Regions from separate parts of the Homo sapiens genome. Here regions 1 and 3 are each linked to region 2. Evidence: read pairs that join two places in POLR2A ChIA-PET (ENCODE). Cell type or tissue: GM12878. All regions are shown on one strand.

Evidence for each region. ChIA-PET counts read pairs that join two places held together with the same protein. Peaks named below come from ENCODE experiments on the same cell type or tissue, not always from the same donor. Only the 100,000 strongest peaks of a DNase experiment are listed, where the experiment ranks them.
Region 1: POLR2A ChIA-PET joins it to region 2 with 5 read pairs; 4 of 35 experiments call an interaction of 5 or more read pairs at or near these places.
Region 3: POLR2A ChIA-PET joins it to region 2 with 5 read pairs; 1 of 35 experiments calls an interaction of 5 or more read pairs at or near these places.

What each region holds. Positions count from the first base shown.
Region 1 is chr5:111,471,586-111,474,085 of GRCh38, forward strand. CAMK4 (calcium/calmodulin dependent protein kinase IV) reads left to right here. Exons shown (of 11, transcript NM_001744.6): 8 at 1,726-1,801. Among named protein-coding and RNA genes, the nearest start is that of STARD4-AS1, 39 kb to the right of the region's middle. In GM12878, no CTCF peak of the experiment used is centred here; a DNase peak (open chromatin) is centred at 1,220.
Region 2 is chr5:111,253,344-111,255,843 of GRCh38, forward strand. All of the region lies in intron 1 of CAMK4 (calcium/calmodulin dependent protein kinase IV), which reads left to right. Among named protein-coding and RNA genes, the nearest start is that of CAMK4, 30 kb to the left of the region's middle. RefSeq lists enhancers at 1-17, 158-247, 1,056-1,145, 1,366-1,635, 1,796-1,845. In GM12878, no CTCF peak of the experiment used is centred here; DNase peaks (open chromatin) are centred at 61 and 1,518; H3K4me3 peaks cover 1,306 bases; H3K27ac peaks cover 2,500 bases.
Region 3 is chr5:111,505,957-111,508,456 of GRCh38, forward strand. STARD4 (StAR related lipid transfer domain containing 4) reads right to left here. Exons shown (of 6, transcript NM_139164.3): 2 at 1,373-1,486; 3 at 374-423. The coding sequence starts at 1,477. Among named protein-coding and RNA genes, the nearest start is that of STARD4-AS1, 5.0 kb to the right of the region's middle. In GM12878, no CTCF peak of the experiment used is centred here; no DNase peak of the experiment used is centred here; H3K4me3 peaks cover 1,704 bases; H3K27ac peaks cover 341 bases.

The DNA.
Region 1 (2,500 bases), 220 kb after region 2:
AACTGAAGTCTTAGCCTTTTTAGTGTCTCAGACTAGATCCTGTTTGGACATGTTATGACAAGTTAGTACAAGTTTATTTTGGTACAAAAAATTGTGAAATTCATGCATAATTTTTTATAATATGCATTTACCATGACCTTTTGAAGACTCCTCATATTTTATGTAACCCAGCTTCTACAGGGAAATTGGAACATGATGAGAGTTAAGGGATAGTTAGGGAAGAGGTCAGTGGAATGCCCACAGTATTCCTTCCTGTATGGTAAATCCACAGTCCCATGAGGATAGCCTCCCTCCAGAGCTCACTTATTTATTTATTTATTTATTTATTTTTTGAGACAGAGTCTTGTTCTGTTGCCCAGGTTGGAGTGCAGCGGCGCCATCTCTGCAACCTCCACCTCCTGGGTTCAAGCTATTCTCCTGCCTCAGCCTCCCGAGTAGCTGGGATTACAGGCACCTACCACCATGCCTGGCTAATTTTTTTGTATTTTTAGTAGAGACAGGGTTTCACCATGTTGGCCAGGCTGGACTCAAACTCCTGACCTCAGGTGATCCACCTGCCTCGATCTCCCAAAGTGCTAGGATTACAGGTGTGAGCCACTGTGCCCAGCCCCAGAGCTCATCTTGATAGGCAACACTGAATGTGACATTTCCAGCCAGCATGGACAGAGAATCCTGTTTACTTGCATTCCAACCCCTATCCCAGAGAATGGTATGGTGTCCTCATCCCCAAGGCCTTCCTCAAGCAGCCATCAGCATTAATCAAGAAGCTCCTTCTTCAAGTACGCTGCTGGCACCTGCCGCACTTGTGTTCAAAATCAAGAAAGGCCACTCTGGACAATAGGCCTGAGCTCTATTTCTCCATAGATGGTGGGGCTCTTACTTTCCCTTTTCTTCTGTTGTTAATTAGGCAAACAAATAACACCCTTAGTACTCAGGGAAAGTGCCTGGATCCAGTTAATTACCCATTTTCACAAATCTAAGGTAATAAAAATATAAAAGATACTGCTATTCTCCACACCAGGGCTATTTTATGGCTGAGAAAGCCTTCCTTTTTCACAACAGCGGGCAGAACTAATACAAGCTGCTTCACTGTGCACAGATAAGTTCCCCTTTCTCAGTTCATGACCTCAAGCTGATTGGGATCAGCTGCTCTCTGGAGACCTACATGCATCTCTCAATGCCAGGACATGTGCCAGGACACCTCCTAGCTCCTGCTGCAACCGTCTAGACTAGATACTTGTCAACCCTCCTCACCACCTACACTGGTTCCCACCCTGCACACTGTCAGACCCACACACTCGCTGACACACCCTGCTCCCAGCAGGTCTAGATCTCAAGGCAGCATGCTTGTGACTTTTTTCTCCCTTGTTATGCTTAACTTTCATTTCTTTGTTTTCTATGTACAAAACTCCCTTTGAAGTATTGCGTCTTTTGTAGCATACATACAGCTCTATCTACTTGATTTGAGCAGTATCATGATATTCTGACATAGAATATTAAAGTTAATAGTGTTATTTTATGCATCCCAAAACAGATAGACTATAATCTCTCCTACTAAAATAGACATAAGTATTTATAGCTTCATACTGTGGTTTGGGGAGAGAAGATTGGTTATAAAACTGTTCAGAAATTGTTTTGATGAATTTATTTCTTTCCCATTGCTTGATATTAAAATATAAATATTGACTAAGCTCTAATTTAACACAATTTTCACTTTTTCTGCAGCACCTGAAATTCTTAGAGGTTGTGCCTATGGACCTGAGGTGGACATGTGGTCTGTAGGAATAATCACCTACATCTTGTAAGTGAAGAAAAGCAATATTTATGTAAACTATTTACCTTGCTGTGACATTTTCTAGATACCTCTAATGCTCATAAAAACCATAAAGATTACTTTTTGCCTTTTTGTGATTTTCTGTTACATACTAAATGCAGTTAGTGATAGAATTTCCTGAAAATGAACATTGCTTTTTATTTTGGAATTTTCTTGAGACCGGAATTCTTGTCCAGGGCTTTCCTATGTCTATATCCACTATGTAATATACAGCAGATTTAGGGAACAGTTTATTACTTGACACTAGTAAAGAATATGAGCCCAAGACCAGCTGTGTAAACTTGCTCTTGTTTTACTTATTTGCATCTTATATGAAATTATTAGATTTAGTCCTTTTAAATGGGCAAATGACTATTTAATTTCTTAAGCAATTCCAAACTGGTATATTTCTTATCAGGAATATTTTAAATGCATTTTTAGCTATCAATTTTGTTTCTTATTTCTGTTAGGTTTTCAAGGGTCTTAAATTTAACACCCTACACAAATTTCTTGGGAAAAAAAATGAGTGAAATATTTTAATCCCTGGTATCCCCACATCCATTCCTGAGCTCCTGTCTAATAAGAAATAAGGAGTTTCATGAAATTTGCCAAAGACATGGTGGAACTGCAGGTGGTGATGAAAAAAATCAACCAAATAGAAGAGCGTCTGAGATGGAAGAATACTGT
Region 2 (2,500 bases):
AGCAGCAGGTGCCGGCTGCCCTGCTTGCCCCGGAACCTGGGAGGAGAGACATTTCCAGTTCCGGACAGGGTTGGGCTGTTCTGCTGCAACAGATGGTCAGCATTTGGTTTTCTCAGTCATGTCACCTGGGGAACTCCAATACTGTTTTATGTTCTGTTTCTTACTTTTCATTTAAAAAGAAGCAGAAAGAGAAGCACCATGCCATATCAAAATAGCTGACAGCTTCCATGTTGAGAAAAATGAAAGACAATTTTTTGAAGAGAACAGAAATGAACAAATGTACATGGTGCATTTGCTAAAATGCTTAGCTACAATTTTATGATGTTGACTTTATTCCATTTTGTGAAAAACAGAAAAGATTAGCTACTGAGAGGTTATTGAGTATATTATATACAGGCTTTTCTTTCATTTTTCAATAGTAAGTGAGACAAAAATTTCCATTTTAATTTTCTAATTTGATATTCATATATGCACATGGATATTTCTTCATCTGAGATAAGACTGTCATTATCAGCTTCATTTGGTTACATAATGACAAGTCAACTCACTATTTAAACCATTCCCAAATAAATTTCAATTATTTAAATTATAAATTATCTGTAATGTTATATATAAGCATTTTCTTTTCACCTGGAAAAAGCATTTCAGAAATCTTTTTGTGTGCAGAAATAAAACTCTGGTAAAACTACCATAGTTTAAGATCTGAATATTGAATCTGGTTTATGAAAAATAGAAGCTCAGAATAAATTATCATTGTCTTGATTATTCCCGCACATGGATGTGGAAGTGACTCAAATTTTACTCTTAAAAGGTCTGTTTTGGAACTTGAGGGCAAGGGCCTTTGTTCTGCCTTCTAGGGTATAACCAGCTCTGCTCCTGCTTCATTAATGTCTATAAGTTTGTTACAAAGACAGAAACTGACAGGAAATGAATTTAGGGTAGGGGGCACTGACACCCAAAGGGAAGTCACTGTGGACAAGACCCTCTGGGAGGCTGGCAGAGATTGCTGCCACGTGGCCATGGCAGTGTGCGCTGTGAGATGATCCCAGATGTCTGCACAGAATCCCTTCCTGGAGGTGGAGAGGGTTGACACCCTTGTAAAACACAGGGAACAGACCTGCTAACCTCATTTAATGCCTTCACACTCTGTAATGCCAGAAACTAATATTAATATCAAAATACAAGTTTTAAAGTGTGTCAGAGATGATGTTCATGCAGAATGTGAAGAAATTAACATATTGAGAAGGAAACTGAAGAACCAAGGGGTCAGTTTCTCTCAGCATTCACAGAAATCTTCCTGCACATCCCATCTACTCCTGAGTATGTACATTTCCACCTGATTGCCAGCTCCCCCAGGCGAAGGAGTTGTTTCTGCTAATCCCCCATCAATGCATCATGCACACCGCTCTACATCATTAGGCACCTGCCTTTCTGTGAGTGATGGTGATAAAAATGAAACTAGCCAAGTATGTGTGGATCATTGGGTAAAAAGGGTACTGCAGTCAGGTTCTCGGGATTTCCCTGGGGACTTTTGTGGTTTGGAGGAGCTGTTTCTGTAGTCTGTGCAAATACTGTGATGAGGCCCACATCAGATGCTGGGGGGAAATGTGAAGCACCTCATGGCAGTAGCATCACAGTGAGCTCATTGATGAAAAAAGAACCCAACAAAATCCCAGTACTCCTAAAGCTATACTTTGTCCAACTTTTACTTAGTACTTAAAAAAAAAAAAGAATGGTTTTATGTGGTGTTTAAACTGGGCTGTGTATCAAAATTCCCTGGTGTAATTGAAGTACATTTCTGATGGACATTGTTTGAAGGTCTAATTTTGTAGTTGCATGTTGTCTGAACTACTGTTGATGGCCATGAAGCCCTGGTTCCTGAGCCTTATAAATAACTTTGGTCTGCCCATCCTGTGCCATCATCACTTCCATTGGATCTGCTCACTTTGGTGAGCTATGAATGGAAAAACTCTTCCCAAGTATCAAGCAATTATATTTCTCCTTACAAACAGAAAGTGTTTTCAGTGATCTTTATGATAATCTGAGTGGGTTTTCTTGGATTCATGCCCAGCAAGTTTATTTTTGTGTGTAGTAGGCTGATTTTCTGATTTTTCTGTACATTTCTTTGTAGAGTTTACCGAACTGTTTATCTTTGCTGACAACTTCAGCTAGGTCAGAGTTTGTGTAAATTCAGTGAAGCTTTAAAAAAGCCATGATCTAAAGTTCCCTAAGATCTTTATTGCTGACTTTTAGAGTCATGATTTTGTCACAACCTTAGCTGAGCCTGTCTCGGGAATGGAAACAGCAGCTGAATTGTGTGTTTGCATACCCGAAGCCCCAGACCATTCTTGCAAAGCCTCCATTATTTGTCTTTGTAGTCTCAGAAGCTTTGCATTTATGGATTCATTGTATCATCATTTTATGGCTATTTGGAGTCTCTGATGATGTTCTAATTAAATGCCCATTTCCTGCTCACCACTGTTTTATACCGCTTAAAATG
Region 3 (2,500 bases), 250 kb after region 2:
TTGGGAAACCAAGGCGGGATGTCAGGAGCTCAAGACCAGCCTAGCCAAGATGGTGAAACCCCATCTGTACTAAAAACTACAAAAAAAGTTAGCCAGGCACAGTGGCAGGTGCCTGTAATCCGAGCTACTCGGGAGGCTGAGGCAGAAGAATCGCTTGAACCCGGGAGGCAGAGGTTGCAGCGAGCCGAGATTGTGCCACCGCACTCCAGCCTGGGTGACAGAGTGAGACTCTGTCTCAAAAAAAAAAAAAAAAAAAAAAAAAGTTAAAGAACTCTTAAAAAGCTAAATCTTACTAGCAATGACTACTTAGTGACAATGGATATAAGTTTTGAAATGTCTTAAGAGCTGTGTAAGTCTATAAAAAGTTACTTACAGATATCCATTAAATTCTTCTGAGGGTTTTCTCCAAACAGTTACATCTTTCTAGAAAAATAAAAACATTATATGGTAATAATTGCATAGGTGGAACCCTAGACACAAAACTGATAATTTTATAAGTCTATAGAATTTGTCTTTGCATTAAAATAAAACCAGTACATTTTCAGAATACATAAAAGTCATCTATACCATAAAAGGATTTGTATTTGAATTTCTTCTGTATCCTAAAGTTCTTCACATTGTACTTAAATTACAGACCTCCAAAGAATATTTTCAGTAGTATTTAATGATATCCAAACACTGTAAGATTCAATGATGGCACTATCTTAGTCCAATCTTATCTATTTACCATTACTGATGCATTCAGACTCTAACACTAGGAACACTATTTCATTCTGACATTGTTCATAACTTTTAAAAAATTAAACAATTCACATTTATTACGACAGTGTTAACATGAATTTGTCCCTACATTTTTTCCTCATCATTTCCCAAGTAATTCTGAATATCAGAATAGCTAGAGCACTTAACTAGAAGTGTCCTGGGTTCTAGAATTAGTTCTAGCAACACTCAAGTCACCTATGTAATAGTTTGGGCAAGTCACATTAGTAAAAAGGAATACTAACTAGCTACCTTCATAGGCTTTTTGATATACCTGAAACTATTCCAAACTCTCAAGTACTACACTTTCTTAAATTAATAATGATACATTTTATTTGCTGACTTAAGAGGCCATTCTTTAGGTTCTAGTTGCCATGAGCCTATTCTCTTGTCTAATATCCAAAGAGCTAATGAAAGCAGTATAGGATTACCACTGATGCATTTCTTCCTCTGTGTGACATTAGACTATCAACTTTATTAGCTCAATTATTTTTCTTGCATATCCATCCAAAGTATGGTCTTTGTCCATATTGTTCCATTTAATTTTAAAAGTCATCAACCAATTCATTAGATAGAAGATATACCCCAAATATAAGTAATTGAACTAATTTACCGTTTTCTTAGCAACTCGCCACTTATCTTCTTCAATGCTATGGTACTGGATGAGAGTGTTTTTAAGTTTAGTTGCAAAAGAAGCAACATCAGACAGGCCTTCCATTACTTCTCTCTGTTATGGAGACCAAGATTAGCATCAGCAAATACCACAGTTTGAGGCAATAGGCCAGTGGGTCTCGAATCTGGTTTCACAATATAATAACCTACCAGAGCTATAAAAGATAGCTACCCTCACCCCAAATCAACTAATCATAATCTCTGAGAGTAGGACCCGGGCATAGTTTTTTTCTAATTGCTCCCAAGATGAATAACCCATAGCCAGAGGTGAGAATTACATATTTTTTACAATTAAAATCACTCATACAGAAAGTAGAAGAGAAGACAGGAGGAAGGGGAAGCAATTGTATCTCATATATAGATATGCTGTTAACTCTCAAACATTTACCTCCAGTCCTCTTTGTTTCAATGAGCTCAAAAATCCCAGATCCAGAAGCCTACTTAAAGCTTCAAGCCTAAAGGGAATCTCTTGCCTCCCCTGGCTTCCCTCAATTTGTCACAGTATTCCTCATTTTAACAATTTACTATTAAAATGGCAATTGAGCCCAAGTTCTCAAGTCAAAAGGCTTGGAATTGCCCTTAATAAGAATAGGTTCCTTTTAACACCATCATACCTCATTGTCTACAGTATTCTACACTGGTTTTCTTTCTGTCCCTCAAACAGGCTAGCTTATCGCTGACTTGTGGTCTTTGATACGGCTAGATCCCAAATCTTAGCATCACTAATAACAATGTAATGCCAATTTCAGTTTAAACCTCCTATCCTTCATAAAGCCTTCTTAAGTTACTATTACATCGTTATTTTCTTCATAGTGCTTATCATTATCTGACAATATAATAACTTATTTATAGGTGTATGATTCTACTCTTTGACCACCTCATTCCTAACTAATAGCATAGAGGTCCTTTTCTTATTCACCACTATAACTCCACCACCTAGAACACTGCCTGGCACATAGTAGGCCCTTATTTTGTTGATATGTTATTGTCTCAAAACAAGAATTACTTGGTCTTTGTCTTCTTTTGGTGCCAGGGCACCAATTTCTTAGCATAATTCCTACTTTTCACT